2 separate regions of the Homo sapiens genome follow, and region 2 is linked to region 1. The links are chromatin loops, found by intact Hi-C in ENCODE. Cell type or tissue: mammary epithelial cell. All regions are shown on one strand. Each heading gives the region's core, and the rest is flanking DNA. Links, peaks and the distances in the headings are about the cores only. Region 1 overlaps PTPN3 (protein tyrosine phosphatase non-receptor type 3). Region 2 overlaps TMEM245 (transmembrane protein 245).

Evidence for each region. Peaks named below come from ENCODE experiments on the same cell type or tissue, not always from the same donor. Only the 100,000 strongest peaks of a DNase experiment are listed, where the experiment ranks them.
Region 2: a loop joins it to region 1, with 2.5 times the contacts of the local background. A loop is called at or near these places in 2 of 110 quality-filtered maps.

Annotation. Positions count from the first base shown.
Region 1 is chr9:109,394,165-109,409,698 of GRCh38, reverse strand. It overlaps PTPN3 (protein tyrosine phosphatase non-receptor type 3), which reads left to right. Exons shown (of 26, transcript NM_002829.4): 17 at 1,322-1,378; 18 at 3,081-3,237; 19 at 5,091-5,251. Among named protein-coding and RNA genes, the nearest start is that of EPB41L4B, 81 kb to the right of the region's middle. In mammary epithelial cell, for the core only: a CTCF peak has its summit at 8,055 (motif pointing right); a DNase peak (open chromatin) is centred at 8,068.
Region 2 is chr9:109,092,460-109,107,993 of GRCh38, reverse strand. It overlaps TMEM245 (transmembrane protein 245), which reads left to right. Exons shown (of 18, transcript NM_032012.4): 3 at 1,385-1,486; 4 at 14,403-14,519. Among named protein-coding and RNA genes, the nearest start is that of TMEM245, 20 kb to the left of the region's middle. In mammary epithelial cell, for the core only: a CTCF peak has its summit at 9,121 (motif pointing left); DNase peaks (open chromatin) are centred at 5,933 and 9,283; H3K27ac peaks cover 2,800 bases.

The sequences.
Region 1 (15,534 bases), core at 4,104-12,103:
GGGATGCACCACCATACCCAGCTAATTTTTTTCATATTTTTTGTAGAGATGGGGTTTCACCATGTTGTCCAAGCTGGTCTCAAACACCTGGCAATCTACTCACTTTGGCCTCCCAAAGTGCCGGGATTACAGGCGTGAACCACCGCACCCAGCCTAGAATTGAGAGGTTTTTTTTAATGTGGCCTTAACAGCTGCCGAAGGCCAAGTGCCTGCTCTGTGCCTGGCATTGGCTATCCACTAGATTCATAGCACCTTCTTAAGTTCTGATAACAAGTGGTAAGGTCAGTATTTTTAAACCCATTTTGCAAATGAATACTGAGGTTCCCAGAAATGAGGGCACACAGTTGGCAAACAGATCTACCCACTTCAGGAATGCTATTAAGAGAACCCCTCAGCATTGCTAAAGCTGATAAGAGAAAAACAATTCAAGTTCAACCTGCAGGGCCACCACTCTCCTCCAGGCACCTTTAAGCAGGATCTGCAAACTAAACCCACAGGCCAAATCCCATCTGTTTCTGTAACTAGTTTTTTTGGTAACAGCCACAGCCATTTGTTTACTGGTGGGTTAATGACTGCAGAGTTGAGCAGTTGAATCAGAGCCCTCACTCCCACAAAGCCTCTCTGGCCCTTTACAGAAAACGTTTACTCATCCCTACTCTAGGACAAAGTGAGGGCAGGTGGTCGCCTACCCCCCAGCTGCCATCATGCACAGCCTCATCTGCCCCAGCAGCTGTGTTGAGGACCAGCGCTCACAGGCCAGATGCGCTCACAGGGTGTGCCCCCTTCCCAGGCCTCGCTCGCCTCTGCTGAAAGCCCCTATATATATATATATAAAGCCCATATATATATATATTAAAGCCCATATATATATATAAAGCCCATATATATATATATATATATATTTTTTTTTTTTTTTTAATTATTATAAGTTCTAGGGTACATGTGCACAACGTGCAGGTTTGTTCTAGCAGCACTCGAAGACATGCTGTGGAGTCCCTCTCTGGGGGCATCTGCGTTTTTAAGGAGGAGCTTCTCTCTGAGTGTATCTGTTAGTTCATGGACTGTGGGGATGGCAGAGGGAGGCTTCTGAACAGAGTCCTGGTCAGCCCGCTGGATCCAGAGGGGTCAGGAATTTGTTCCATATTTCTGAAATGACGTGTGATTCGAATCAGTCATAGTGAAGTTTGAAGCCTCCCTGTACCAAAGACTCACATTTATTGGTACCTCCATGTTGTTGATGCTGTGAGCTACTCGTTTTTTTGTTTGTTTGTTTGTTTAACTTAAAAAACTTTGTTTTGTTTTTATTTTAAAATGTTTACAGGGAGGAGTGGATCAAAAGATGCCTCTTGTGGTATCAAGGATAAACCCAGAGTCACCTGTAAGTAAATACATTCCATGTTATTCCTCGTGTTTGTTTGTTTCCCCCTAATTCTAACAGGTTTCTGTTTCTGAGTCCTGTTTCTTTTTTTGCCAGAGCAAAGAATGTGCTTAGATATACATCACCATGTTTTCTATAACCTTGCGGCTCAGTGTGGTCTTTGAAGCCATAGCACCCATGTTACCTGGGACCTCATTAGAAATGCAGCATCTCTGGCCTCAGCTTAGGCCTGCTGAACCGGAATCTGCATTTTTAACAAGAGCCTTGAGTGGTTAGTGTGCATTCAATTTTGAGAAGTCCTTTTCAAGAGAAGGAAACTTAGGCAGTCTGCTGTTCTGCTCACTCTAAGTGGGCACGTGGGCCCTGTGCCTCTTCTCACCATCTTTCCACCAGTGCCCCTTTTGTCATCTGTGTAGGCCTCCTAAGAAGAGCATTTGCTTTGTTTTTCTTTCAAATTTATTTTATTGTTTTTAGGCCAGGCATAGTGGCTCACACCTGTAATCCCAGCACTTTGGGAGGCCGAGGAGGGTGAATCACTTGAGGCCAGGAGTTTGAGACCAACCTGCCTGGCCAACAGGGTGAAACCCATCTCTACAAAAAATACAAAAATTATCTGGGTGTGGTGGCACACAGGTGTGATCCCAGCTACTCAGGAGGCTGAGGCAGGAGAATTCCTTGAACCCAGGAGGCAGAGGTTGCAGTGAGCTGAGATCACGCCGCTGTACTCCAGCCTGAGCGACAGAGTGAGACTCTGTCTCAAAAATAAAATAAATTTATTTTATTGTTTTTAAAATAATATCAAGTAATTTTTTCGTTTAATTTTTTTATTGTGCATACTCAAGGTGTACAACATGATGTCTTGTTATACATATAGTACTGCAGTCAAACAAATTAACATGTTCATCACTTTCCATAGTTAACCTATTTTTCTTTTTTAAGAGACAGGGTCTCGCTCTTGCTCTGTCACCCAGGCTGGAATGCAGTGGTATGATCACTGCAGCCTCAAACTAGGCTCAAGCGATCCTCCTGCCTCTGCCTCCCAAGTCGCTGAGACCACAGGTGTGTCCCACCTCACCTGGCTCCATAGTTACCTTTTAATCATCTGCTTTTTTAAAGCAGTAGGAGTCACTGTGCCTCCTTACAGTGAACCACGTTGGGATTTTACTCTGAGGTAGTCCTTAAGCTCTTGTCATTTAACTTTTGTTACTGTTTACAGTTTCTGTAAATTCAGAAGGCTTTCTTTCCTGTGCTGTTCAATTCATTGCTTCTCTCCATAATGGTTTTTGCCTCTGTTGTGAAGCTTACAAAAGCTTTCACCTTTGCAAGACAGATAAATACTCACCTCTAGCTGGCAAATCATTTCCTAACAGTACATCTAGGAAACAAAAGGCTGGAAATGGTATAGTTATATTATAATAAGTGAAGGTTGACTACCACGGAGAAATGGCTTCAGCAATTTTTATATCCTTATTCTGAAATGTTTCATAACTTATATTCTGAGCAGTACTTCTTTATATCTTACAACCATCTACCATGTCCACATAGCAGTGGATGCATTATACAAATAATGACAGTACTACCCGAGGGAGAGAAGGCAAACTTGATCATGGTCCCAGGTGTCTGGGAGCAGAGCGAGTCAGCGTTCTTCCCCCAAGGACTGTGTTATGGTAACAGGAGAAACTCGCTTTTCCCCACCACCCAGGCGGACACCTGCATTCCTAAGCTGAACGAAGGGGATCAAATCGTGTTAATCAATGGCCGGGACATCTCAGAACACACGCATGACCAAGTGGTGATGTTCATCAAAGCCAGCCGGGAGTCCCACTCACGGGAGCTGGCCCTGGTGATCAGGAGGAGAGGTAATGGCCACCTGGGGGGAGGAGCCATAGGGAAGCTGTCCTAGCCAAGCTGCGCCTGCTCCAGCCCTTTATCTGCTCTTGAAAATGTTGAGTTTGTAGCCAACATTTGAAAATCAAGAATCTTCAGGTAATAACCGAATGTTTGGCTTCTCACTTGAAAAATGTGAAGATCTGCCCCCAGGAGGCCTGTCCCCATGTGGCCAGTCTTCTGGGGGGAGACAGCGCCCCTGCAGCCCCTTTATACAGGACATGAGCCCCCAGCTCCCAGTTCCTCCCAGGCCCAGCGCAGCCCACATCACGCACTCTCTAAGTGGCATGACTCTGCAGACATTTGCATTTTCAGCCCCTTCTTAAAGGATCTGGTGATATTTTATTCGTGCGTGTTTGATTTTGTCGGGGAGGCAGTGAGGAGAGCAGGGTCTGACTGTCTCGGGTGATTCCTCACTCTGCCTCTGCGGGCTGGGGGACCTTGCAGGGGTTACATAACCAGTCTGTGGTTCAGCTGGCTCAGGTGTGGAGGAGGACAGCAGTGGTCCCGACTTCACAGGGTTGCTGTGAAGATTAAATGGCACTTGGGGCCAGGCACAGTGGCTCACACCTGTAATCCCAGCACTTTGGAAGGCCAAGGTGGGTGTATCACTTGAGGTCAGGAGTTCAAGACCAGCTTGACCAACATGGTAAAACCTCATCTCTGCTAAAAATACAATAGCCAGGCATGGTGCCATGTGGGTATAGTCCCAGCTACTCAGGAGGCTGAGGCAGGAGAATCGCTTGAACCCAGGAAGTGGATGTTGCAGTGAGCTAAGACTGTGCCACTACACTCCAGCCTGGGTGACAGAGTGAGACTCCATCTCAATCATTCAATCAATCAATGGCACTTAGACTGGAAAGTACCTGCATTGCTGCCTGATGGGAGCAGAGGTTTGAAGGACAGCCTCTACTGAGCATCACACTGTTGTCTTTATAGTTGTTGTTATAAAATAATACGTCAAGTTCCTTGAACACCGTGCACAGCTGTAAAATACTGAAAGTAAATGAAGGTTGTGTCTGCAAAGCCCTGCGTCTCTGCCTGCCTCACACGTTTGGCTGACACTCCATACTGCTGTGCTCCTGCCTCGGCTCTGCTCCCACTGCAACTCTCAGTCCAGAGCCACCAGGACCAGCTCTGACCCCACCTCCTCCGTGAGGCCTTACCAGATCTCTCCGGTTCCCCACCTGTGCAAGGTTGGGAGTTGTGGGGGGGTGGTCCTAGCTTTGCTTTCACCTGTATTGAATTTAACATGAAGGGAAAACGTGCACTAAAGAGGTAAGGCTGAAGCACAGAAGAGATGCTAGGACTACGATATTTACGTGGGAGCCTCCCACATAGAAACGGCCCTGAGTTAGGGATTGAGCTCTCAGGAATGATGGTGTCACAGGAAAAGCTTGGGACCTCACCCTCATGCCTGAGGAAATGCCCATTTTAGGGAAGTAAATGAAAAAACCTGAGAAAGAAAGGGGAGTCGGGATGGGTAGAAGAATAACCCGGTCAGAAAGAGCAAGCAGAAACAATATGCTTTTTTAAATAACATTCTTTCTCTTTTCTTTACCTTTGACAAAAGCCTCTGAGTGTTAAACACCATTATTTAAAACTAACCAGGAAGATTAGTATGTCATTTTATGTAATTAACACATATTGAATCATTCACCTAGAAGTAGTATCTTTGGTGAAAATGATTACCATGTAGCTTAATCATTTAATAAGATGTTTTGAACCATCTGCATTCAGGTGTCATAGGTGTGATTTGTTTGAGGGAGACGGATAAACCTGAGTATTGCTACACAAGTCAGATGCACTGTCTTGTACGTTACAGCTGTCCGCTCATTTGCTGACTTCAAGTCTGAAGATGAACTGAACCAGCTTTTCCCCGAAGCCATTTTCCCCATGTGTCCGGAGGGTGGGGACACTTTGGAGGGATCCATGGCACAGCTAAAGAAGGGCCTCGAAAGCGGGACGGTGCTGATCCAGTTTGAGGTAAGACCCTCTGGAGGCTGAATCCCACTGCCATGTCGCCTATTGGGCTGCCCCTGCCTCTGAGCAGTGGAGGAAATGAGGCAGAGACACAAGCCCTTGTTTCCTTGGTCGAGATGATTGTGTGTTTCACAAACCAAAAGCAGTCAACTGAGTCTCTGAGGACTGACAGGGCGAGGCCTGTGCTTGTCGTGGATAACAGGGCACAGCAGGCAGCCCCCTTCTCAGGCTCGGAGCAGCAAGCAGGGATCAGGGTGGCCACCCTCGCTGAACTCTGTCTCACCCTCTTATTCTAGTAACATTTGGTAGTCATGGAGAAACATGCCAGAAACTGAGGAGGAGGGACTCTGAGTGTATTTAACTGCCAACACAAAAGCTCAAAACTCCCAGCAGTGGAAGGCAGTGGAGAGGTGGCTGTGGGTGAAGGAACCAGCTCTCTGACCACCCCCAGCCATGTGCTGGAATTTGGAGCAATTAGTGTTATCCCATGAGGGCATAGTGTCTCGCCCTCCCAAGTTGCCCAGAACCCTATAAACACAAGTAAGAAACCAAACTCAAACCCCCATCTTCCCCAGGGGAACCTGTGATTCATAGGATTCAGGCTGTTGACAAAGGTACACACAGACATTTTTTATAAAACAAAAGGGAACCAAAGGAAACTCAGCTTTTAAGCCAGTTTTACTGATCACTAACAGAATTAAAATAGAATGTGTTCATCTTCCAAATTTATTTTCTTATTTTTATTTTTTAAATATGTTGTTGTCGTTGTTTAAAATAGAGACAGGGTCTCACTGTGTTGCCCAGGCCAGTCATGAACTCCTGGTCCCACGCCGTCCTCCCGCCTCGGTCTTCCAAAACGCTGAAATTACAGGTGTGAGCCACCACACCCAGCCCATCTCCCAAATTTATTTAAAAGTAGAAGAAAACAGAGTAATTCCTGTAATAAAAGAAATAACACCAAAAAGCATAAAATAGGTCAACAAAAGAAAATAGATCATCATTAGAAATAACAACAGTCTGGGTTCATAAATTCAGGAAGAGAGTCACATGGGACTCAAGAACAGAAATCAACAATGCATTATTTATTAGAAAACCACATAAAGGAAAAAGAAGCAAAACTCGGACATTTGTGAAATGTGTGTGACTGCAGAGTAATTGAGGAAGGCATGAGTAATAGGAATGTTTAAAATGAAGGAATGCAAAGCAGAGAGCTTTGAGTGAAAGATTGATTTTATGATGCATGTGAAAACACATTAAAGCAATGTGCATTGAACAGCAGTAGAAAGCAAAAATCCACAAGCCAAAAAGTAAAGGTGACTGACTTCCCCGCCAAAACAATCAACAGGGAATTAATTAATTAATATATTTATTTATTTAGAGACAGGGCGTCTGTCACCCAGGTTGGAGTGCAGTGGTGCCATCTTGGCTCACTTCAGCCTCTACCTCTCAAGCTCAAGTGATCCTCCCACCTCAGCCTCCTGAGTAGCTGGGACTACAGGCATGCACCACCACTCCTGGCTAATTTGTTTTTTATTATTCTTTTGTAGAGATGCAGTTTTGCCATGTTGCCCAGGCTGGTCTCAAACTCCTGGGCTGAAGCAAGCCACCTGCCTCAGCCCCCCAAAGTGCTAGGATTACAGGCATGAGCCACTGCACCCAGCCATTTAAAATTTTTAATTAATCATCTTGACACAATATAAAACAAAAATTATGTACTTATGCAAATGAAGTCTGGATAAAAGGGTAGTAACTATAATTACTTGAATAGAACTAATAGATATATTACTGAGTATTCTACAAAGGGAAATAGCCCTTTTTTTCAGTGGCCTACAGGAGGCTGTTCACACTTTTGGTTAAAAAGAAGAAAATGTAGGCTGGGTGCAGTGGCTCACACCTATAATCCCAGCACTTAAGGAGGCTGAGGCGAGTGGATCACCTGAGGTCAGGAGTTCAAGACCAGCCTGGCCAACATGGTGAAACCCTGTCTCTATTAAAAATACAAAAATCAGCCAGGCGGGGTGGCAGGCACCTGTAATCCTAGCTACTTGGGAGGCTGAGGCAGGGGAATCACTTGAACCCAGGAGGCGGAGGTTGCGGTGAGACAAGATCAGCCTAGGTGACAGAGCAAGACTCCATCTCACAAAAAATAAAAATAAAAAAAAAAGGAAATGTAGAGGTTATCTTCTCTGGCCTTGCCTTTCAAAAAAGTTCACATTTTGAGCAGTAAAACTCATTCATATTTTCACACACTCCAAAATCGAAACAAGGAAGAACTTAAGAGCCAGTCACAGTGCATACCGGTTTTTTGGTATTAGAGAGGACAGGAAAGGCAGTGAGAAGTCGTTTGTTTGTTGATTTAGCGAGTGTGTCTTGGGTATTTCCCCTGGATCAGGAACCTGATGAGGGAAGGAGAGGGGAGTTTCTGGCCCCAAGGAGTTTACAGTCTAATTTTAGTGTATTTTAGGAGGTACATCATGTGTCCCAGAAACAGCTGAAGACCAAGACAGGGTAAGATGTTATTATACAGAATATATGTTCTGCAGCAACTGGAGGTGAGGGGACTCCAGGAGATCCCTGGAGTGAGATGTGTGGGATTAATAAAGGGGTGATTAGGATTAAGTGTGTGGGGGGAGCATATTCCAGGAAAATCTCAGCCCAAATGCAGACAAAGCTCATGGGGTATCACGTAGCATAAAGAGACAGGCCTACCTGGGTGGACAGCGCAGTGCAGATCCTGGGCAATGCCTCTAGGTGACCACCGTCCTTCAGCCCTGCGAGAACTGGTTCCAGTTTATCAGATAGTCCACAAGGAGGCGCTGTGGGCTCTCACTGAGGAAAAGCCAAAGGCTGGTGTTTTCGGTGTTCATGAAACCTCCTTCACGCAGGTGGCTCCAATTTGAGGTGTGTTTTACATATGGGAATCCCACAGGTGATTTCCCTTGAAAAGTGTTCAACTTTTTAAAAAGTTTTCAAAGACATTAGAGATAAATACCCACCCTGTCCCCTACCTGTGTTTCTCAGAGGGTGACCCTCCGACCACTTGTATGGAGATCACCTGGGGAGTTTATTAAATCAAGGCCCCGCCCACAGCTACTGGATTGGCAGCACCAGGATGGGACCTAGATACTGATACTTTTAACAAGATCAGCACCTGTTTTGATGCACACGCTGTTCCAGAGGAGAGGAGGTGAAGACCCAACCGGAACCACTGCTGTGCATCCGAGGCTTTGTCTTTGGAGGGTATGGTGGGATGATAGCATAAGAAAAGGAGAACGTATACATTTTAGGGTTGCGTTTTAGCATGTACACGTTTCCTTCATTTTTGTCTATACAGTTCCTCAAGTAGGATATTTAAGTAGGAAACCCTTCTTTTTAATAAAATCATTTGCAGAATTCCAAAATACAGAACAGATGAAAGCAGGTCTGCTCTGTGACCTGTGATGGAACCAGTAGGGTCCTCAAAGCCCAGCCTCTTCAGTCTTCCTTCACTGGCCCCCAGGGAGCCCTAGGCTAAACAGACCATCATGTGAAAACCACTGTTACAGGTGCGAGAATGGTGTTTTACAGAGCAGCCAGAGGAGAGGCATAGAAAAGGAAACCAGATAAAATGAGAAACTAGTAGGAAAGGAAAGCTTTCATGAGCACTTACTATGTGCCACAGGCTTTAAAGGATATCACCTTAGGTAATTCTCACAAGAGCCCTATATAGATGCTGTCATTATCCCAGTTGTAGGCATGAGGGAACACAGTCTTGGACAGGTTAAGTGACCTCTTCCAGGTCTCACAGTAAATGTCAAAGGCTGATTGGAACCCAGGCTGGCCAACTCAAGGGGTGGTTCTTAGCCACTCTGAAATAACCTTTGAAAACTACAAAATGCTGTTGATGTATGAGAGTTGTTATTAGAATAATAGAACATCTGAGCTAGAAAATATCTGAGAGGCTGTCTCCCTACACGGAGCCAGACAGATTTTAAATCCTGGCTCTACCCTCACTTCCTGTGTGGCCTTAGGCACGTCCCCTAACCTCTGTGGCCTCTGTTTGCCCATATATAAATTGGGTATCTTGTGAGTTCATTTAAGAGTTAGATGAGATAAATACTTAATGTGTTGTCTGGTATGTGGTCAAAGTGCCATAAAAAGTAATAGCTGTTATTATTTATAAATAAAGGGAGGCTCCAAGAGTCTGTAGAACATGCCCAATGTCTGCCTAAGAGGTGGTCACAGGCCGGACATGAGGGCTCATGCCTCTAATCCCAGTACTTTGGGAGGCCAAAACAGGGGGATCACTTGAGGCCAGGAGTTTGAGACCAACCTGGGCAACATAACAAGACCTCATCTCTACTAAACATAAAAAAATTAGCCAGCCATGGTGGCACACACCTGTGGTCCCAGCTACTCGGGAGATTGAGGTGAGAGGATCACTTGAGCCTGGGAAGTTGAGGCTGCAGTGAGCCGTGTTGGCTCCAATGCATTCCAGCCAGGATAACAGCTAAAAAAAAAAAAAAAAAAAGGTAACTGTGTTGTGCTGGGTTTGGAGCTCTGGGTCGTCTAGTCCTGGTGTTCCAGTTCTCTACCTTCTCCAGTGTGGTTGGCAGGTGGGCGTCCTGGCTGATGGGGGTGTACACTGGACAGGAGTAGGAAGAGGAAGGGGCTATTCCCCAGCAGGGCCCACTGCAGGTGTCCACACCACCCACTCCATGGCACGAAAGACCTGCCCTGGGGTAGCCTTAATTCCCTTCTGCGAGAGCTGGTTTCTATCAGTGCTTGCTTTGGAGCATTTTTTTTTTTTTCATAAAGGGAATTCCCTTTATGAAAAAAAAGTCCCTCCTGTGGCTTTCAGTAAACAATCACAAGTGTGTTCCAGAAAGCATTTGGTCCCAGCTGTCATAAAATCACACTTAATAATTAGCATTTCTAGAGCACTTTGGAACCTAGCAAGTGTGGTGCACATATGTTGTCTCTGTTAACTCTCACAACAGTACTGTGAAATCGATATGGCCAGCATGATGAGGATCACCCTTTTACAGATGGAGAAAACGAAAATCAGAGAGGCTGAGGGACTTGCCCAGTGGCACACAACTAGTCAGAGATAGAGCCACAATTAGAATATATGTTAAATATCTAGGCTAGGCATAGTTGCTCATGCTTGTAATACCAACACTTTGGGAGGCTGAGGCGGGACGATTGCTCTAGCCTCGGAGGTTGAGGCTTCAGTGAGCCATGGTCATACCACCGTACTCCAGCCTGGGCTGCAACAGAGCAAGACCTTGTCTCAAAAAAATAAATAAAATTTTAACTTATTGTCGGCAACTCGCCATTGCTGAGTGTACCCAGCCCTCACTCTATCCTCCAACATTAGCCATTCCCTTTGGTAGCCACACTGTATGACCTACATCAATGGGAGCAGTTTGGTGGTATTTTTGATTGGCCCCAAACTGCCTAAATACTCTTTGTGTAGCCAAGGTAGGGTGTTCCTCTTTCTCTTATGTAAAGGAGCAGAATTGGGGTTCACACTGACCCCAAAATTACCACTTCCAGGAAGCTCTTGTTTTTGTTTGTTCCTAAGAAAAACTTGGAGATTAATCTACATGTTCCCTGAGTTGAAGTGTCCATTTAAGCAAAGGACAGGATCTGCATTTGGTATAGACTTTCCTGGATAAAAGCTAAGTGATGATGCTAACCTGTCCTTTATTTGAGAACCAGCTTCCCAGCAACAAAGGATCCCAGTGTCCATTTTCATCCAGTGACCAGGTGACTCACAGCTTCCCTACCTCCTTGCCCACTGTTAGTTAAGAGCTCGAAAATGAGGAACACCACAAGAGAATGCCTGCATCCCCCAGTTGATGGATTACAGCAGTGGCTACAAAAGACCACCAAAGGTCATGTCAAACTCAGATACCCGGCCCCTCCACTTCAGCATCCACCATCTTCACCAAAACCAGAAACCATCTTTGTTCTTCTGGCCCCTGTTTTTACTTTACTTACTCCTACATTGCCCATTATAGAAGATAGCCATTAATGTCAAAACAAGTGACTCACTGGCTCCTGTGATAATTATAAAAGGTGCATTTGGAAGGGCAGAGGTAGCTGAAAACTTTATAAGAGGTTTAAATTGACACCTGTAGAAATTAATGAGAGCAATTGTATCTTCAAGATTAGAACCCTTTAGACCGAGTCTCATTCTGTGGCCCAGGCAGGAGTGCAGCAGTGTGTGATCTTGGCTCACTGCAGCCTCTGCCTCCCACGTTCAAGTGATTCAAGTGATTCTCGTGCCTTGGCTTCCTCAGTAGCTAGGATTACAGGCATGCGCCACCATGCCCAGCTAATTTTTGTATTTTAAGTAGAGATGGGGTTTCACCATGTTGGCCAAGTTAGTCTAGAAGTCCTGGCCTCAAGGGATCTGCCCACCTTGGCCCCACAAAGTGCTGGGATTACAGGCATCAGCCACCATGCCCGGCCCAAAAGATTGCATTTTTAAAAACGGTTTTCCAAATAGTTTGTTGTTTTTGTTTGTTTGTTTGTTTTTTAAGGAAAGAAAACATCATCAGTATAATGTGTATCTGGGATACACGGAGCAAACTGGGGGCTTTGGAATGACCGTGTGTGCAGCCTTTACATTTCAAGTGCCAGCGACCCACCTAAAGGAAGTGCTGCCATAACTTATTGTTGTGTGTCTGTCTGAAAGGGCCCCTGCAAGAATACTTGTTAGGTTTGCCAGCAGTAGAATCTGCATCTGGGACTGTGCCTGGAAAGGGGCACTATGGAAGGTCCCAAAATTACTAGCAACGATTTCAATTCAGCAAACCTTTCTGGGAAGGTAGGTAGAGGCTCCAAGACCCCGCTAGATGGTTTCTCTTGCCCTCTGGCTGGGTCAGATACAAAGGAAAAGCGATGTCCTAGTGTGGGTGAGCTACCCGTGAGTAGTGAACTGTTAATTTGTCTACCAAGTGGTACTAAAACAACCTCTTGGGGTGGGCTCTTTGGGAAAAATGGGTTACCCTCAGCTTAGTTATAGGGCACTATGTCTAAGAAAGCTGAAATTGCTTTGAAATTCTCTTGGGCATGCTTTATTCACATGGTTGGCACTCATTTTTGAAAGCAGCAGATCCCATTATTCCTTGACTCTACAAATTTTTATTGAGCACCTACTATGTGCCAGGCACAATGCTGGTCTGGGGTTTGTGGTAGTGAACAAATGAGATTCCTGTCCCCATAAAGATAATGCCGTAGTGGCTGATACAGCAAACAGCCATTTTGAAACTTGGTTCCTTGGAGTCGACTCTGGGTTTTTGTGGAGGGCATGAAAGGCAATCTGCTTCTGGCCTTTGCTGTCTCCTTACCCATGGTTTCCTTGATTCCCGGTCCCCCTTTTTTTTCCTGTCCTTTTCCCTTTTTCTTCCCCCTTCTTGGGTTCTCAGCCTTCAGGAATTCCCCTTTTTCTGTTCATAGAGTTGACGGAGTGCTTGCTTCCACTTGCTGGGCCTTGCCAGCATCCGCTGGTTAGAGCCAGTTGGGGGTGTGAAGCTCTCACCTGAGGGATGTGAGTAGGCTGCACACCTTTGGTTGAGTGAGGAGATTAGAGTCACCTGATGCCTTCTCTAATATTATAGTAGGTGACTTGTTCTAAGAAGAAATATTTAAGCCAAAAAACCATCCATTGCACCCCTACCACATTGGAGAGCATCTGCTCCCACCATTCAAATTTTTTGTCTTTGGAGGCCAGAGCTGGTGATACTGATACTGTAATTTCAATACAGTTGTTCCTTAGCAACCCCTCTTAGCCGAACTTTTTATAATTTACCGTTAGCTTCAGAGCTTCTTATAACTATACTCTGATAGAATGAGAACAAAGCATTTTAGGACATAAAAATTAATAATTTTTCATAAAATTCAGTGGTTTTGTCATTTTGTATCCCTGTGACCCTGCCTCTCAGCCTCCTGGTGACTCCCATTCTAGGACAGAATCTAAGGGACCTGCAGCCAGGAGCTGTTGTCTCCCTCACACTCCTTCAGCCCAGGAATAACCAAAGCAAATTGTTGTTTTTCCGATGAATTGGAAAATGAAAAAAAAGTGAAGGTTCTCTTAAAAGCCATGTCTCATACTCTGGCCAATATCACAAAGCCTTAACTCATTCCGTTCCATCCCTGACCCTTCCAGAAAGACATACCTGTGATTCCTACACTCACTTTCCACTCTGTCCCTCCGCCTTCTCAGAGCAGTGTTTCATAACCAGACTGCCAAGCAGCCCACAGGGCCTGGAGAAGAGTCGATAAATTTTAGGAACTTGAGGCCAGGCGCAGTGGCTCACGGCTGTAATCCCAGCACCTTGGGAGGCCAAGACGGGTGGCTTGCTTGAGTGCAGAAGTTCAAGACCAGCTTAGGCAACATGGTGAAAACCAGTCTGTACTAAAAATACTAAAATTAGCTGGGCATGGTGGCGCACGCCTGTATACAGATTCCAGCTACACGGGAGGCTGAGGCAGGAGAATCACTTTAACCCAGGAGGTGGAGGTTGCAGTGAGCCGAGATCACACCATTGCATTCCAGCCTAGGTAACAGAGTAAGATTCTGTCTCAAAAAAAAAAAAAAAAAAAATAGGAACTTGAAAAAAAATATATACATATATATAGAGAGAGAGAGACACACACACAGACAGACACACACAGACAGGGTCTTCCTCTGTCTCCCAGGATGGAGTGCAGTGGCACAATATTGGCTCACTGCAACCTCCACCTCCCAGGCTCAAGCAATCCTCCCACCTCAGCCTCCCAAGTAGCTGTGACTACAGACATGTGCCACCACACTTGGCTAATTTTTATATTTTTAGTAGAGATGGGGTTTCACCATGTTACACAGCCTGGTCTCAAACTCCTGAGCTTAAGCTATCCGCCCACCTCAGCCTCCCAAAGTGCTGGGATTACAGGCATGAGCCACTGTGCCCAGCCGAAAACCAACTCTCAACACTTAGGAAACTAAATGTTTAAATTCTGTTTCTACTAAGTTGCTTCAGTCCTATTCAGTGTTAGCCTTTGCAGACATAAATATGAGTGTGTTGTCAAACTTTCCAAAGGCCAAAACAACCTTAACTTTGATTTGTCCACCTAGCTTTTTGTAAAAATTTTGTGCTTTTTAATTTTATAAATAGATTTCTTTTGTTGTATTTCTTTTTCTCACTTTAGTCATTTGAATTTAAAAATAACAATTCTCATTGACATAATTCAGATAATTCAGAAATAACCAAAGTAAAATAGTCTCCTGACTCCTATCCCCTTCAGTTTCTTCCCTCCACTTTTTTTTTTTTTTTTAAATTGAGATGGAGTCTCGCTCTGTTGCCCAGCCTGGAGTGCAGTGGCGCGATCTCGGCTCACTGCAAGCTCTGCCTCCCTGGTTCACGCCATTCTCCTGCCTCAGCCTCCCGAGTAGCTGGGACTACAGGCGCCTGCTGCCACGCCCAGCTAATTTTTTTGTATTTTTAGTAGAGACGGGGTTTCACCATGTTAGCCTGGATGGTCTCAATCTCCTGACCTCGTGATCTGCCCGCCTCAGCCTCCCAAAGTGCTGGGATTACAGGCGTGAGCTGCCACACCCGGCCAGTTTCTTCCTCTTTGTTATAATTTACAAACAACAATTTTTTATGTATCCTTCCATACTTGTTCCAGTGCTCATTGCAGATATATCATATACACATGTATACACACACAAGATTGTGTCTTTACACATTATATACACTGTGTGTGTTGCTACTATATGATCATCATTGTATAAATTATTCATTGTATAATTTGTATAAATTTACAAGTTATAAATTTGTATAAAATTGTATAAATAAAAATACAAAAATTAGCCGGATGTGGTGGCACATGCCTGTAGTCCCAACTACTCAGGAGGCTGAGGCATGAGAACCACTTGAGCCTTGGAGGCAGAGGTTGCAGTGAGCTGAGATCGCACCACTGCAGCCCAGCCTGGGCAACGTGTCTCAAAAAAAAAAAAAAAAATGTAAACACTGCCATAACACTTTTTAATATATGATTTATCTTAGTAGGATTAATCTTAGTACTTTACAAATTTATCAACAGATCATTACTGCTGAGATACATTTAAAGTCTTATGGTAATTAAAGCCTTTTTCTGTAGCTGTGCTTTTCTGCTAGACCACCTCAAGTTGATTTTATTTACACTTTCATTGTTTGAAAAAAAATCTCTTTTTCCCACCAGGTTAGCTTTACTATGTTCACTTAATTGTATATTCACTTAATTGTTGATTATATTCACTTAATCAGTTAGAA
Region 2 (15,534 bases), core at 5,080-13,079, 300 kb after region 1:
TGAAGGACTGTCCTGTGAAAGAGTGCTTTAAACAGATCTCTGTAACCATGAGGGAGAGATGTCAGAGTTGTGAGTTAGCTTCAGAGAGACAAATCTCTTTTCCACATAAGGATGATTCATGTCAGAGCTGCTCAGAGTAATGGGTTCCCTGTTATGTTAGCTGGGTGGCTGCTCAGATGTTGATTTTTCAGCGTGGTACTTATGGTTGAGACTTTCATCTCCCAAGTTTGAGCCAATGGAAACACTAAGTTCTAATTTAACAACACAATTCAGTAACCCAGAGCAGCAGATAGCCTTAAAGTAGTTTCTAGAGCTACTACTTATTGTTAAAAATAAAATAAAAAACAGCTATGTCTCTGTCTTCGTTTGATGTCAAACAAAGCATTATTCTCTAGCTTTGTTGAGTTGGAATGATAGAGGAATTTATCTGCAAGAACCCGTATGTCAGATATGACTCATTTTGAACTCAGGGAAGGCAGAGGAGGGAGGCAGGCAGGCAGGGATGTTTTATGAGGTTCTAGGTGGACTCAGGGAAATGGTTATGGGTAGGGACCTGTTTCTTGGTGACTTGTGAACTTTTTTTTTTTTTTTTTTTGAGACAGAGTCTCACTCCATCGCCCAGGCTGGAGTGCAGTGGTGTGATCTTGGCTCACTGCAGCCTCCACCTCCTGGGTTCAAGCAATTCTCCTGTCTCAGCCCCCCAAGTAGCTGGGATTACAGGCATGTACCACCACGCCTGGCTAATTTTTTTTTTTTATTTTTATTTTTAGTGGAGATGGGATTTCACCATGCTGGCCAGGCTGGTCTCGAACTCCTGACCTCAAATTAGCCACCTGCCTCAGCCCCCCAAAGTGCTGGGATTACAGGTGTGAGCCACTGCGCCCAGCCAACTTGTAAACATTTTTGCATTATACACTGAGGAGGAGACATTGATGGTTTTGCTGTGCTCTTTTGGGCCATTCTCTTTCTTGGGAGAGAAAGTTCACGCCCGGTGGTATTTTCAAGAAACCAAGGCAGACTTTATGGCTTTGAGATCTATGCCTAATTCTGGTCATTCTGGGGTGAAGTAGATGGTTTGAGTTCGGGATGGTTTTAGACCTTTGGTATACGTTACAATAGACTCTCTTTAATAGAACCCCATTAAAGGTAGGCAGGCATGTACCCTATCCATTTGACCAGGGGCCTCTGAGAGCAGGGATGAACTTAATTTTGAGAAATCTTGAAGTTTATCTAATGGACTTAAATTTTTTTTTTTTTGCCTGATAAGTAATTCTGTAACTAATATATATACCAGATTGTTCTGTCAAACTACAAAACTGAGTTTTGTAAAAACAAGTACTAGGTTTTTATTTCACTAAAAATGTTAATTCTTAATAATTTGCAGCATCCCTGGCTGGCTCATGGAGAATTCCAGTATTCCTGGTTATTGTTTTCCTGATGTCTGTGGGTACCCTCTATGAAAAACAGAATGGAAAAGAGTCTTCTGGTAAGAAATAGGGCATTCTATTAATACTACTCTTTGAAGTATTTTGGAGAGTAGCTTTTTAAAAAATGCTATGATGAAACAGCTTTGAATCTATTTAAAAACCTATGATGGTTTCTGAGTGGAAAATAAATTGTTTAAAATATTTTAGGTTGTTAGACCATGATTTGTTTTGGTATTATTTTATTGAGGCATGTATAACTTAAAGTTAACCATAAGCCATTGTATTTTAATTTTATTAAAATATTTTATTTTTATAAAATAAAATATTTTTATTTTATTTTTTAGTGACAAGGTCTTGCTCTGTTTCCAGGCTGGAGTGCAGTGGCACAATCATAGCTCACTGTAACCTTGAACTCCTGGGCTCAGGGGTTTTCCAACCTTATCCTCCCAAGTAGCGAGGGCTACAGGTGCAGTAATCACGTAAAAATGGCCTACAGGCCGTGCGCAGTGGCTCACGTCTGTAATCCCAGCACTTTGGGAGGCTGAGGCAAGCGGATCACGAGGTCAGGAGTTCGAGACCAGCCTGGCCAATATGGTGAAACCCCGTCTCTACTAAAAATACAAAAATTAGCTGGGCATGGTTGGCATGTGCCTGTAGTCCCTGCTACTCGGGAGGCTGAGGCAGAAGAATTGCTTGAACCCAGGAGGTGGAGGTTGCAGTGAGAGCCGAGATCGCACCACTGCACTCCAGCCTGGCAACAGAGCGAGACTCCGTCTCAAAAAAAAAAACAGGCATACAATATGTCACAATGTTGTGCATCCATGACCTGTATCTAGTTCCAAGACATTTTCATTACCTCAGAAAGAAACCCTGTACATATATCAGTACTTCATTCCTTTTTATGGCTGAATAATATTCCATGGTAAGAGCACACCACATTTTGTTTATTTACTCATCAGTTGATGGATATTTGGGTTATTTCTACCATTTGTCTATTGTGAATAGTGCTGCTATGAACTTGTGTGCAAGTATTTATTTGAATACACGTTTTCAGTTCTTTGTTTACCTATGAGTAGAATTACTGGGTCGTATGGTAATTCTGTGTTTAATTTTTTAAGGAACTGCCAAACTGTTTTCCACAGCAGATGTACCATTCAGATTTCTACCAGCAGTGTATGAGGATTCTAATTTCTTTGCATCCTTGCCAACACCTATTATTTTCCACTTTTTGATAATGGCCAGTCCAGTGGGTGTGAAGTGGTATCTCATTATGGTTTTCATTTGCATTTCCGTAATGACTAATGATGTTGAGCATCTTTTCATTTGCTTTTTGGCCATTTGTTTCTCTTCTTTGGAGAAATGTCTATTCAAATTCTTTCCCCTTTAAAAAAAATTAAATTGTTTGCCTTTTTGTTGTTGCGTTTTAGGAATTCTTTACATATTCTAGATACTAGACCCTTATCAAATATATGATTTTTAAATATTCCATTGGTGGGTTGTATTTTTACTCTCTTGATAGTCTCTTTTGATGCAAAGAAATTTTTTTGATGAAGTCCAGTTTATCTACTTTTTCTTTTATTGCTTGTGTTTTTGATGTCATCTGACAAACAATTGCCAAATCCAAGGTCGTAAATACTTACCCTTAAGTTTCCTTTTAAGAATTTTATATTTTTATCTCTTATATTTAGGTCATTGATCCGTTTTGAAATAATTTTTGTAAATGATGTGAGGTAAGGATCCAACCTCATTCTTTTGCCTGTGTATATTCAGTTCTCCCAGCACTGTTGAAGATGGCCTTGGCACCCTTGTCAGAAATCAGTTGACCATATATATATGGGTTTATTTCTGCCCTTTCTGTTGTGTTTCACTGATCTATATGTCTCTCCTTAATGTCAGTTAACACATTCTTTTGATTACTGTAGTTTTGAAATTGAGAAGTGTGAGTTCTCCAACTTTGTTCTTCCTTTTCAAAATTGTTTTGACTATTTTGGGGTCCCTTGCATTTCCATATTTATGATCAGCTTTCCTGTTTTTACAAAAAAGCCTTTTGGGATTTTGATAGGGATTGCATTCAATCTAGAGATCACTTGTGGGCGGGGGGGAGCATTGCCATCTTTACAATATAAAAAGACAAAACCACAAAAACCTTACAATTTATGAGCGTGGGATGCATTTCCATTTATTTCGTTACTCTTTAATTTTTTAGTGTTTTTTTTAATTTTAAATTTTAATTTTTGTGGCTACATAGTAGGTGTATATATTTATGGGGTACATGGAATGTTTTGACACAGGCATGTAATGTGTAATAATCACATCAAGTAAAATGGGGTATCCATCCCCTCAAGTATTTATCCTTTGTTATAAATAATCCAATTATACTCTTAGTTATTTTAAAATATACAGTTAAATTATTGACTATAGTCACCCTGTTATGCTATCAAATACTAGGTCTTACTCTTTTTAATTTTTTTTTTCTGTTTTTGAGATGGAGTCTCGTTCTGTTGGCCGGGCTGGAGTGCAGTGGCATGATCTCAGCTCACTGCAGCCTCCACCTCCTGGGTTCAAGTGATTCTTCTGCCCCAGCCTCCCGAGTAGCTGGGATTCCAGGCACCCGCCATCATGCCTGGCTAATATTTGTATTGTTGTAGAGATGGGGTTTCACCATGTTGGCCAGGCTGGTCTCGAACTCCTGATCTCTGGTGGTCCGCCTGCCTTGGCCTCCCAAAGTGCTGAGATTACAGGCATGAGCCACCACGCCCTGTCCATTTTTTTAAACTTTTTGGTACCTATTAATAACCACTTCCAGCTTCCCCGTACCCTCTCACTATCCTTCCCAGCCTCTGGTAACCATCCTTCTGCTCTCTATCTCTGAGTTCAATTGTTTTGATTTTTAGATCCCACAAATAAGTGAGAACATGAGGTGTTTGTCTTTCTGTGCCTAGTTTGTCTCACTTAGCTTATATGGCCTGCAGTTCCATCCATGTTATTGCAAATGACAGGATCTCATTCTTTTTTTTTGGCGGAATAGTACTCCATTGTGTATAAGTACCACATGTTCTTTTTCCATTTATCTGTTGATGGACATTTAGGTTTCTTCCAAATTTTGGCTATTGTGAACAGTGCTGCAACAAACATGGGAGTCAGCAGTGTTTTGTAGTTTTCTTTGTATATGTCTTAGACCTTTAATTTATTCCTTATTCTTTTTGATACTATCATGTGGAATTGTTTTCTTAATTTTCCTTTTGGATGGTTTATTGCTGCTGGGTAGAAATACAACAGATTTTTTGCTTGTTGATCTTGTGTCCTGCAGCTTTGCTGAATTTATTAGCTTCAGTAGTTTCTTTGGTATATTCTTTAGGATTCTGCATATGTAAGTTCAGTCATCTGCAATAGGGATAGTTTGACTTCTTCCTTTCTAATTTGCATGCCTGTAATTTATTTTTCTTGCCTGATTGCTCTGGTTGGAATTTCTAGTACAAAGTTGAATAGACCATGTGCTTTTAAAGATTATTTTGAGGTACCCTGGCTGTGAGTGACCTATATCTGCAAATAGTTTGTTAAAGGTAGAGGTCTCTAATGAGTTGTAAGTGGGGAGGTTGTCAGGATATAGTAGTGGTCCTCAAATCATCAGATCAGACTTCTGGTTACCCAGCCGTGTGGAAGCAGCTGTGACTGGAGAGGTAAATCTGAACACAAAGCTTCTACAGTTGACCAATACTTTACTCCTTGCTTCTTTCTGATGGCGATAATAAACTCCAAGAGCAGATTACTAGCTGCAGTATGTTTTAAAAAGAATTAATTTCTCAGATAATATGTGTGTTGCAGTAAAGTTAGGAAATACAGAGAAACAAAAGGAAGAAACTAAAAATCACTCAAAATCTCACTGTCTACAGATTATACCAAAATGTTAACTAATAGTTGTTTTGCCTTTAGGCTTTTAAAAACACAAAAAAACTAGATCACAGTGAACATTCTGTTTTGTAACCCACATTTTAAACTTAATTATGTCATGAGGAACTTTCTGTGTCAATGAATACACTTATAGAGCATTATTTTTAACATCTTCATTTTATTCTCATCATGAGGCTGTTTGTGGTACTCTGGTGTATTTGTACAGGTACCTTGTAAAAGTTTTTAAAAATTAATTTGCTTTTTATTATTTTATTTGATAAATGAGTAATATCTAACAATTGTAAGCCATATTTTTATTTGTAAATATATATTTAGAATTTTAAAATTCCTGAAACAAAGTAACCATAACTATATATCTCTCTGACAGTGGAAAATAGGGAAGATTTTATTTTATTTTATTTTATATTTTGGTGTCTAAGTTTTCTTTGTTCAGCCTGTCTTCCTGGTTATAATCTGTTAGACTCTGTGGTTATATATCTGACTAGTGGAAGTAAATTTCCTGTTTTGGCAACTGCTGTAGAAAGCTTGGCAGTTTCGACTTGTTTTTCTGGTTAGTTTTATCTCCTTTGTTTTCTTTCACCTAATGGCAAGTGACTCAGACAGTTCTGCTTACCCTTTACCTCTTATGCCAGAATGGTTTCCCCTTTTGACTGCTTTTGTCCAGGGCCAAGTAAGTAATTGTTATAAGAATATAAGTAATGCAAGTCTAAACCAAAGGTTGTGGTTGGGTTTTCTCTACGGTGTAAATTCTAGTCATCTCATGACAGCAGCCTAGAAAACTGTAAGGGTAATAAGACTTCTAAGACCAATTTTTGAGCAAGGGGAAAAAGAAGACCATGGTCGATTATGAATACTAGCCATAAACTTAGAGTAGTGATGTGCTGATATGCAAGCCAGATTGCTGTTATTTGTATTACAGGCTATGACAAGGAAGGAAATCACAGACACACAGAATAAATGTTGAGTACAGATTTGGAAATCTTGGTTTTATTTATTTTGTTTAACTTTCATTTCAACCTGTGTCAAGATAGGTGATTATTGATCTAGAATCCCTTTCTGGACTTCTAGTCTAAATAATCCTCATCATAAAATAAATCTTTTAAGTGTTTCTTTTTCCTAAATTTCTGAGTATTTTTTTCTTCTTGCCCCTAAGAACATCGTTTCTTTTTAAGAATCAGAACTCAAACCATCTGGTGTGTAATGGGACAGCCCTTCTCTTGTACTTACAGTCAGTTTCCTGCTGTAGATGTCACTGTAATATAGGTAGGTACAGGAATGCTTTAGTATACTGCCACAACAGTGTGTGCATCGGCTCTTTCCTTGTCATTTCCAGTGTCCCGTTGTATCACTTGCTCTTGTTTTCCAGTCACTTGTGTGGGTATCTTTCTCTATGTCTTCTGAGCTTTGAAGGTTTTGTGCTGTGGTTCACTAGACTCACAGAATTAGTCCTGGATTTCATCAGAATTCAAAGCCTGAGTTTGGTTCCTAGACCCAGAGTACTCTTCTATTTATTTATTATTCTTATTTTATTTTGTTTTTAGAGACTAAGACTCGCTCTGTTGCCCAGGCTGGAGTGCAGTGGTGGTGTGACCATAGCTCACTGCAGCTTAACTCCTGGGCTCAAGCAGTGCTCCCACCTCCGCCTCAGAAAACTCTTCTTGTGGATCATTGCTGAGTTAGTTTCAGTGGTTGCTTCTGAACCCAAGGGTCTTACTCAGTGGTTTTCTCTTAGACCTGAGAAGTTCTAACATAGTATTTCCCAAAAGCTTAAGATAATAAGGGAAAAATATTTAAGTGCCTGTCATGAGCCAAGAACTTTCAAGTGCTTTTAAATGTGCTATCTTTTTAAATCCACAAGCAAACAAAACAGAACTCAAACAAATAAATCTTTGTAAGATAGATGGTATCTTCATTTACAGATGAAGATACTTCTAGAGATTAACTGACTAGCCTGCAGTCACACAGGTGACTAGTGGAGCTAAGATTTAAACTTAGGTCCTTGGCCAGGCATAATGGCTCATGCTATAATTCCAGCATTTTATGAGGCCAAGGCGGGAGGATTGCTTGAGCCCAGGAGTTCAAGACTAACCTTGCCTGGTCAAGATAGTGAGACCCTGTCTCTACAGAAAATAAATAAATACATAAAAATAAAATAAAATAAAAATTAGCTGGGTGTGGTAGTGTGCATCTATAGTCCCAGCTACTGGGAGGGTTGAAGATGGAGGATTGTTTGAGCCCAGGAGGTCAAGGCTGCAGTGAGTAGTAATCATGCCACTGTACTCCAGCCTGGGCTACAGAGGTGAGACCCTGTCTTAAAAGTAATAATAATGATAATAAATAAATAAACATAGGTTCTTGACCCTAAGCCCAGCGTTCTTTCCCCTCCCCAGGCTCTTTGAGTAAGTGTCAGTCATCCTGAAAAAGTATTGAGTACTCATCCTTCTTGCATCAGTTGTAGTTGTCAGCTCCTTCAGTTTTCCATATTGGTCCTGTTGACTTAACACAACTACATGACCTAGCTTCCTTGCCTCCTAGATCCCAGAAACCTTACTTAGTAGAAACCTTATGGCTTAGTCTGTTTTGTCCTGCTGTGACAGAGTAACACAGACTTGGAAACTTACAATGAACAGAAATTTATTGGCTCACAGTTCTGGAGGCTGAGAAGGCCAATGTCAAGGTGCTGGCATCTGGTGAGGATCTTCTTGCTGTATCATCACGTGGTACAAGGGCGAGCAAGAGATGGCTGGGGCTGAACTCACCCTTTTATAATGACATTAATCCTACCCATGAGGGCTGAGCCCTGATGGCCTAATCACCTCTTAAAGGTCCCACCTGTTAATACTGTGGTAACGGCAATTAAATTTAACATAAGTTTTGGAGCACAAACACTCAAACCATAGCACCTGGAATCCACGTTCAGTATGTTCCCTTGGCGTCTGAGGAAAGAGGTACACTAGCATTGTTATCTCCTATAAGTAAGGCTGTGTTAGACTCTTTAAAAATACTCTTAGTTTTTTTTAAGCAGTCTAGTGAGATTGGTGTTATGCTTATTTTACAAATGAAGAAACTTAGGCTCAGAGAGCCATTTTCTCTGAGTATAAGAAATTTCTTCAAAAGTTAGTGAAACAATCATCAGATATATCTATAATAGCCTGGATACCCAGCCTGAGAAGTACCAGCAAGTACAGCTGAGTGCTGTTCCTCCTGGCATTGGTAATTGTTTGTAAATGACTAGAAATGTCTTTGCAGAGATGAATCCTGATAGTTGCCTTACTTGTTTTGGGATAGCATGAGATATGAGTGAACAAGTTTGGTTCAGTCAAGCCCAAATTGGAAAAAGGGAGCAAACCAAATGTTTTACTGCTCCCCTCCCAGTCCCCACTTCTGATACTGCAAGTTAAACAGGCCTAGAGAAAAGTCTACTGGTCCATCTCCAGGCCCTTGTGACGTGATACTAGAAGCCATTGAGAGGGAGTTGTATTTTCCACATTAGTAATGGAAACAGAAGCCTTCTTCAAAGGGAACTTTGCAGGCTGGGGAGGTGTTATTTGGTATGCGGTGCCTGCTTCCAATAAGCATGTTTGGATGTATTTCTGGTAACTGCTGCTATCCCTGTGAAAAAGAATGGAGTGGATCAAGAAGTATCTCCTTATTTAGACTGGATTTAAAGTATATTTACCCATGCTTATTAAAAAAGTTAGTCTGCTCATCGTTGAGTTGTTGTATTAACAGACACTGTCTGACCTGTGGTCTCTTTCTTGTGTGCCGGACTCTGAGTTTCTGCCCCCTGGTGCTAGGCTGCTAATGTCAGTAGCATGCTTGTTTGGATTTGTGTAGATCCCTGTTATTTGGCTTCTGCTTAATGCTGGCCCTGTCTCTGGGTAGATTGATACCTGAAACCTTGGATGTTCTTTCCTTTTTTTTCTTTAGTCCTTGAGTCCCAAGATTATGTTCCCTTGTTTATGTGCCTATTTTTAGCTGTGGCTTTTAAATACAATACCATTCTAATACCACAACTTGGCCAAGATTCTCAGTCCTGGCATTGTTCTGTTCAGTTTATCATCTCCCTGCCTGGACTGTTGTTTTTTGTTTTTTTTTTTGGACTCTGATTCCAGGCCAATTCCTTGTGGTTTTTGAGGTGCTGAAGGGTATCATTGAGACAGAAGTCATTAAAATACAGATCTGTTGGATAAAAGCAGTTTGCCAAATCTTATATTCATAATTTTCAAATACTTTGTTTATTTTCTCTGTGTGCTACTCCTTTCATGCTTTTGTGAAGTCTGAGGTGCTCGAAAAATGTGCTGAGTCATTTGTGTATTAACTAGAAAAATAGTGCAGTTTCCATTGATGTAGCTAAGCTTTACTGCATATTTACTGCATATTTTAGTGCCATTAGCAAGTTGGAGAGTTATTCCTTAAGCCACAGTTTTGAAGATTTAATTGATTGGGTTTAGCTTTTTCTCGAATCTTTCAGTGCCTACTCTACAGATACAAGATATTTTGCTTAGCTCTGTGGAGAGATCTAAAAATGTCTACTAAGGGAAGATAGATGGCTATACTATAAAGTAGAAAGGGGAGGAGAGGTACAAAGAAATACTACAGAAGGGTTAGTGGCTTCTGCTTCTAGTTTATACTGTCGAAGCCAACAGATTGATATTGATGATGATGATAGCTAACATTTATTGAGTACTTCCTACATACCCAGCATTGTTCTAAACTTTATTTATTTATTTTTCAAGACGGAATCTCTCTCTGTCGCCCAGGCTAGTGCAGTGGTGCCATCTTGGCTCACTGAAGCCTCTGCCTCCCGGGTTCAAGTGATTCTTCTGCCTCAGCCTCCCAAGTAGCTGGGATTACAAGCATGCGCCACCATACCTGGCTAATTTTTTTGTATTTTTAATAGAGACGGGGTTTCACCATGTTGGCCAGGCAGGTCTGGAACTCCTGGCCTCAGGTGGTCTACCTGCCTTAGCCTCCCAAAGTGCTGGGATTACAGGTGTGAGCCACTGTGCCCAGCCAGCATTTTATATGTATTATTTCACTTCATTCTCAAATGAGATACGAATTTATGTAAGCCTCATTTTTACACATGAGGAGACTGGGACATCTCGACGTTAACTAACTTGCCTATAGCCATCTAAGTAGTAAGAATAGACCTGGGATTTGAACCTGGGGAGTCTTCTTTCCTCACCTGTGCTTCCAGCCACTGAATTGTGCTGCTTCCTCATAGCAAATGTGAGACCTTCTATGCCCTGGTCCCAACCTCCCTCTGCATTCTTACGCCACTCTGCTCTTCTCATTCACACTATCTTCCGGTCTTATTGAACTTCCTAGAGTTCTTTGAAGAGGGCACCTCTGCTTTTTCTTGCCTTTGTGTCTTCATATTTGTTTTTTTGTCTTCCTGAAACACTTTTCTACCCCTGCTCTCTAAGACACCAGTCTCTCAGGAGCTTCCTCTCCAAGATAGAACTGTTCTGTCTTCTTTATCTAGCTTACTTTTGTTAAAATGGATTTAAAGGATGGCATCTTTCAATATTCTTGTCAGACAGCTCCTTTGGAAACCCTTCCCAGACCTCCCTGCATGGATTTGATTTCCACGCTGCTCCCTAACAGTTTACACTTACTTTACATTAGCTCTTAAGTATCAGACTGAATTTGAGACCAGGGGCTTAGTCTCTTATATCAGCATATAGCCTAGTCGCCTATTTGGTGAATGAATGCTTAGTAGGCATTTAGAAATGTAAGATAAAATGCAGCTGAACTGAAAGTCCATTATTTGAAGAGCTATCCAATGATCTTGTTATTTTGCAAAAACCATCAAGGGACTTACTTTTCTTACAGTGTCTCAAGATGAGTAACCATTTAATTAAATTACTTTTGAAGAGGCCAGTTCAGTAATTAAAGACCCTTGACTAGTCTGTAATCTTATGTAAGAGAGAATTCTTAATTTTTAAAATTTTTGACCTGAAGGTCTTTGTTTTTGTTTTTCCTTTTTCTACTGTACTGTCCCAGGCCATTAGGTGTTCCCAAACTTTGCTCTTGAGTGGGGCCTAAGAGATCCCTCCTGGGTGTACTGCTGCAAAGCTAAGTCTTGCCCCATCTCTGGTGTAGGTCAGTTTGTTTGTGGAACTTTTTATTTTTGAGACAAAGTCTCACTCTGTCACCCAGGCAGAGTGCAGTGGTGTGATCTTGGCTTATTGGCATGATCTCAGCTCAATAATACGATCTCGGCTCACTGCAACCTCTGCCTCCTGGGTTCAAGCGATTCTCCTGCCTCAGCCTCTTGAGTAGCTGGGATTACAGGCGTGTGCCACCATGCCCAGCTAATTTTTGTGTTTTTAGTAGAGACGGGGTTTCGGCATGTTGGCGATGCTGGTCTCGAACTCCTGGCCTCAGGTAATCCGTCTGCCTTGGCCTCCCAGAGTGCTGGGATTACAGGCATGAGCCACTGCACCCAGCCTGTTTGTGGAACTTCTATCTGAAAGTCTAAAAATAACTCTAATATGCCAAGAATCTTCATCCAGCTCTGCTATATATTCTCTACCTAACCATAGTCTGGAAACCGGGATACCTTCGTCTCTTTGATTCCCTTCATTGCTTCCTCATCAAGTGTGGTCCGCTTTGACTCTTCTACGTCTCTTTAACACAGCCGCTTTTCCCTGTTTCCCCTGTTGTGGCTGTAGACCACACTGGCATCATGTCTTGCCTATAGTACTGCAACAACTTTTCTCCATACGTTATAGGTCCCCTCTAGTCTCTTTTTCTCCAGACAAGCAAGAATGGTCTTATATCTCAAATGGATTATTTATTTACAGGGTGGTGAGAGGGGTGAGAGGCAGTTGAGTGTGGTTATAAAAGGTCAACACGAGAGATCCTTATAGTGATGATGCTGTTCTGTATCTTGTGTCAGGGGAAACTGGACAAATTGTGGTACACTGGGATTATTTCTTGCAACTGCATATGAGTATACTTTTATCTCAATAAAATTTCAGTGAGAAGAAGACTACTATCCTGTTTGAAACTCTTCAGTGCGTTCTTCTTCCTCTTAGAATAAACACTAAAGTCCTTCATGTGGTGTTCTGTGATCTGCATCATCTGGCTTACCTCTCCAGCCTTGTTTATTTGATACCAGTTTCTTACTAGCTGTCTGTGTTCCAGACACACTGACCTTCTTTCACTGTCTTTAATATGCCGGGTTCTTCTCACAGCTTTCCTTCTGCCCAAGATATTGTTAGGATGTCACAAGATACCCAGCATTTCTTTTTATAGCAACCATAATTTCTATACACACGTTTATTTGTGTGGTTATTTAATTCATACCTTTACTATACTCCCTGGGGGCAGGGTCTGTGTCTTTATCCCCAGCACACAGTACATGTAAGAAATGAAAGACACTGTTTTTCTCTGTCAGCCCTTTCTGTCTTATTGGCATTTCAGGAGGACCTTGGATACACAGGCCAGGAGAGTAAGGTCCTAATCCAGAAATCTAACTTAGGCTTTCCTCTCAGACCATGAGTTTGAATTTCTCTCATATTGAGAGATACGATACCCTATCTAAAAATGAACTCTTTCAGGTCACAGGGGCATTTATTAGAGGAGGGACAGAGTATGACTGAGCAAGGTGAGTACTCTTATCCTGATGTCTGAATCTACCAAAGATCCACCTCAGGCTCTGGCTTGCTGCTATCTGGGAGAGGGCTAGCTTTGGATATTTGGGTATGTGGAGTTAATTAACTTGGAGCTGAAATTCATCGGCTTTCTGAAGGATCATGGCTCTTTTCATTGGGGTGACAGAATCCTATGTTGCCATACGGAGTCTTGGCCTACCAAAAGTAATGTCTCAGTTGTATGAGTGTGGGTGTATGATTTGGTGACTAGGAATTGCTAGTGTTCTTAGTTGTGAACAATAGAATCTACCCCAGGTAGTTTAAATAAATAGTAGGAGGTATTGGTTAGCATTTACAATTTTTGCACATGGAATTTCTGGAAAGACCAGACAATTAATCTTGGAATCTGACACAGGTGGAAGCAGTGCAATCAGGAGAAATGCTCAGTGACACTGAAGGACTGTTTGGGCAGAGGGCCACGGCTGCTGCTGCTCGCCGTGAAGTTAGAGATCAGACATCAGAACTTCTGCTAAGTTGCTGCGGAAAAACCATATGCCTTCCTGACTGACTGTGTTTGATACAAGAGCTCTGGCTTTCAAATTACAGTGTGCCACTTCAGGCTCTCAAGTCCTGCACAGGTGTACCTGCTTGGTAGAAACTGTGTCACATGTGAGACCTCGGCTGCAGGGGAATCCAAGAAATACAATTTTTTTAGCTCTCCAGTCTAGTGTGCAAGAAAGTGTGCTAGAACCCGATGCTATGTGAGCTATTCTTCCTTGTCTGCTATAGAAGGTTAAAGGTTGACAGACTTCCTTTGCCAGTGAATGTTTTACTTGAATTTAGTGCAAATGATTGAGCTTGGTACTACCTATTAGGAATTTAACATGGAAATATATAATGTGAAACAACGTCATGATGTTCCTTTAGATTTTCAAGTGGTGGATTTTGCCTGTACTGAGTTATGTAATTTATAAATCTATATGGTTTTGCATAATAGCCATATATTCGCATACTCATTTGTGGAATGTTGTTATGACCACCAATTGTGGATTATCTCGTACTAACATGAGACCTAGTCATACAACATAGCCTAAGACAGTCAGATCAGGGAGCTCACAGACTTGATGTGGTAGTGTTTTTCAATAGAAGTATGCATTAAAATCAACTTGTTAACAAATGTAAGTGTGGGACTCCAAGTTTACATGTGTAGTGTCTGCCACATCCACCAGCATTAAGTTCCCAAAGGAGGAAGGTATACAGAGAGTCAAGGGATTTGCTTTTTTAGCACACTTTCATGTCAATTCTTAATGGTTCTTCCTTGGTGAAGAACCACTTATTCAGTGGGTCAGTAGTAACCATTTTATTTTGTTGTTGTTGAAAATGTTGGACTGTGTTTAAATTTGCAGCCATTATTTCCTACTTTAAAGAGTTTTGAAAATGGATGCTTCTTTTACAGGGGCAGAGTTACCAGGGCAGGTTATCTCCATGGCAGCTTCTACTCTGGCAAACTTGGCCATCTCTATCACAGGGTATGAATCAAGCAGTGAAGACCAGCCCTCCACTCAGCCTGCAGGTGACTGATGTTCTGGTGACATTCAAGGTTATTCTGGAAAATGAAATGTACATAGAAAGTAAAATTCAGGACACCAGCATCACAAAATGCTACTTACTCCTGCTGATCCTTCATTTATTCTCTTTGGTTCCTATTTTTATGCCCTTTTCCCTCTCATCTTTGTTCTCATATATCACTTTTTAAATACATGTAATTATGTAACTTCTTGAGTTTCTTACCTTGGTTCTTTGTTCTTTCCTTTTTAAAAAAGGCTTTTCTTATTTTTCTTCTGTTATTCATTGCTTTTGTTTTTCTTATTTTCCTTTTCTCCGTCTCCATTTACCTTTCCCACATTTCCCTCCACTTTACGCATATCTTATCTTGATTTCTTATTTTCCATTTCTTTCTTCTACAACTGTCAGTTCTCCTCCATGATTTTATTTTGCCCTATCTCTTCCTGTTGTTTTTTCTTTCTTTTGTTCCCTTTTCCCAACCCTTTTTTTGGGGAAGACTTTTATTTTCCATCTTGCAGTCATCCATTTCTCTGTCATTCTTTCTCTGAAAGTTTGCATGCTTCATGTGTTAATATATTGACCCCTCAAACAGACCCCTCTGGTTGTTTTGGACTCGTTGTCCTGTGTGGCCTGGCTTTGGGAATTGCAGGCTCCTGAGGAATCCAGCTGGTAGATATACCAGCTGTAGAGTCATGCTGTACTCTTGCAGAGTTCCAGAATGTAAAAGGCCACCTTAGTCTGTGCTGAGAGATCCATTAGTGCCAGAGGTATTTGGAGTTAGGGAATATTTAGAGTGAATTCTCCTTGAAGAACTGACTTTAGAAATGTCAGCTAAGATAAAGGAATTTGGTGTAGTAGGAACACTTATTTTTCTTGCACATGGAATTATGTTTCCAAAGTGGAGAGGAAATGATATTTTGGTTTTGGACTCATTCTTCCAAATATCTGTCACACCCACCATCATGAAGTTTCCAAATTAGAAAGATAACTCAGAGCAAAGTCAAACAAAAGCATCTGTTAAC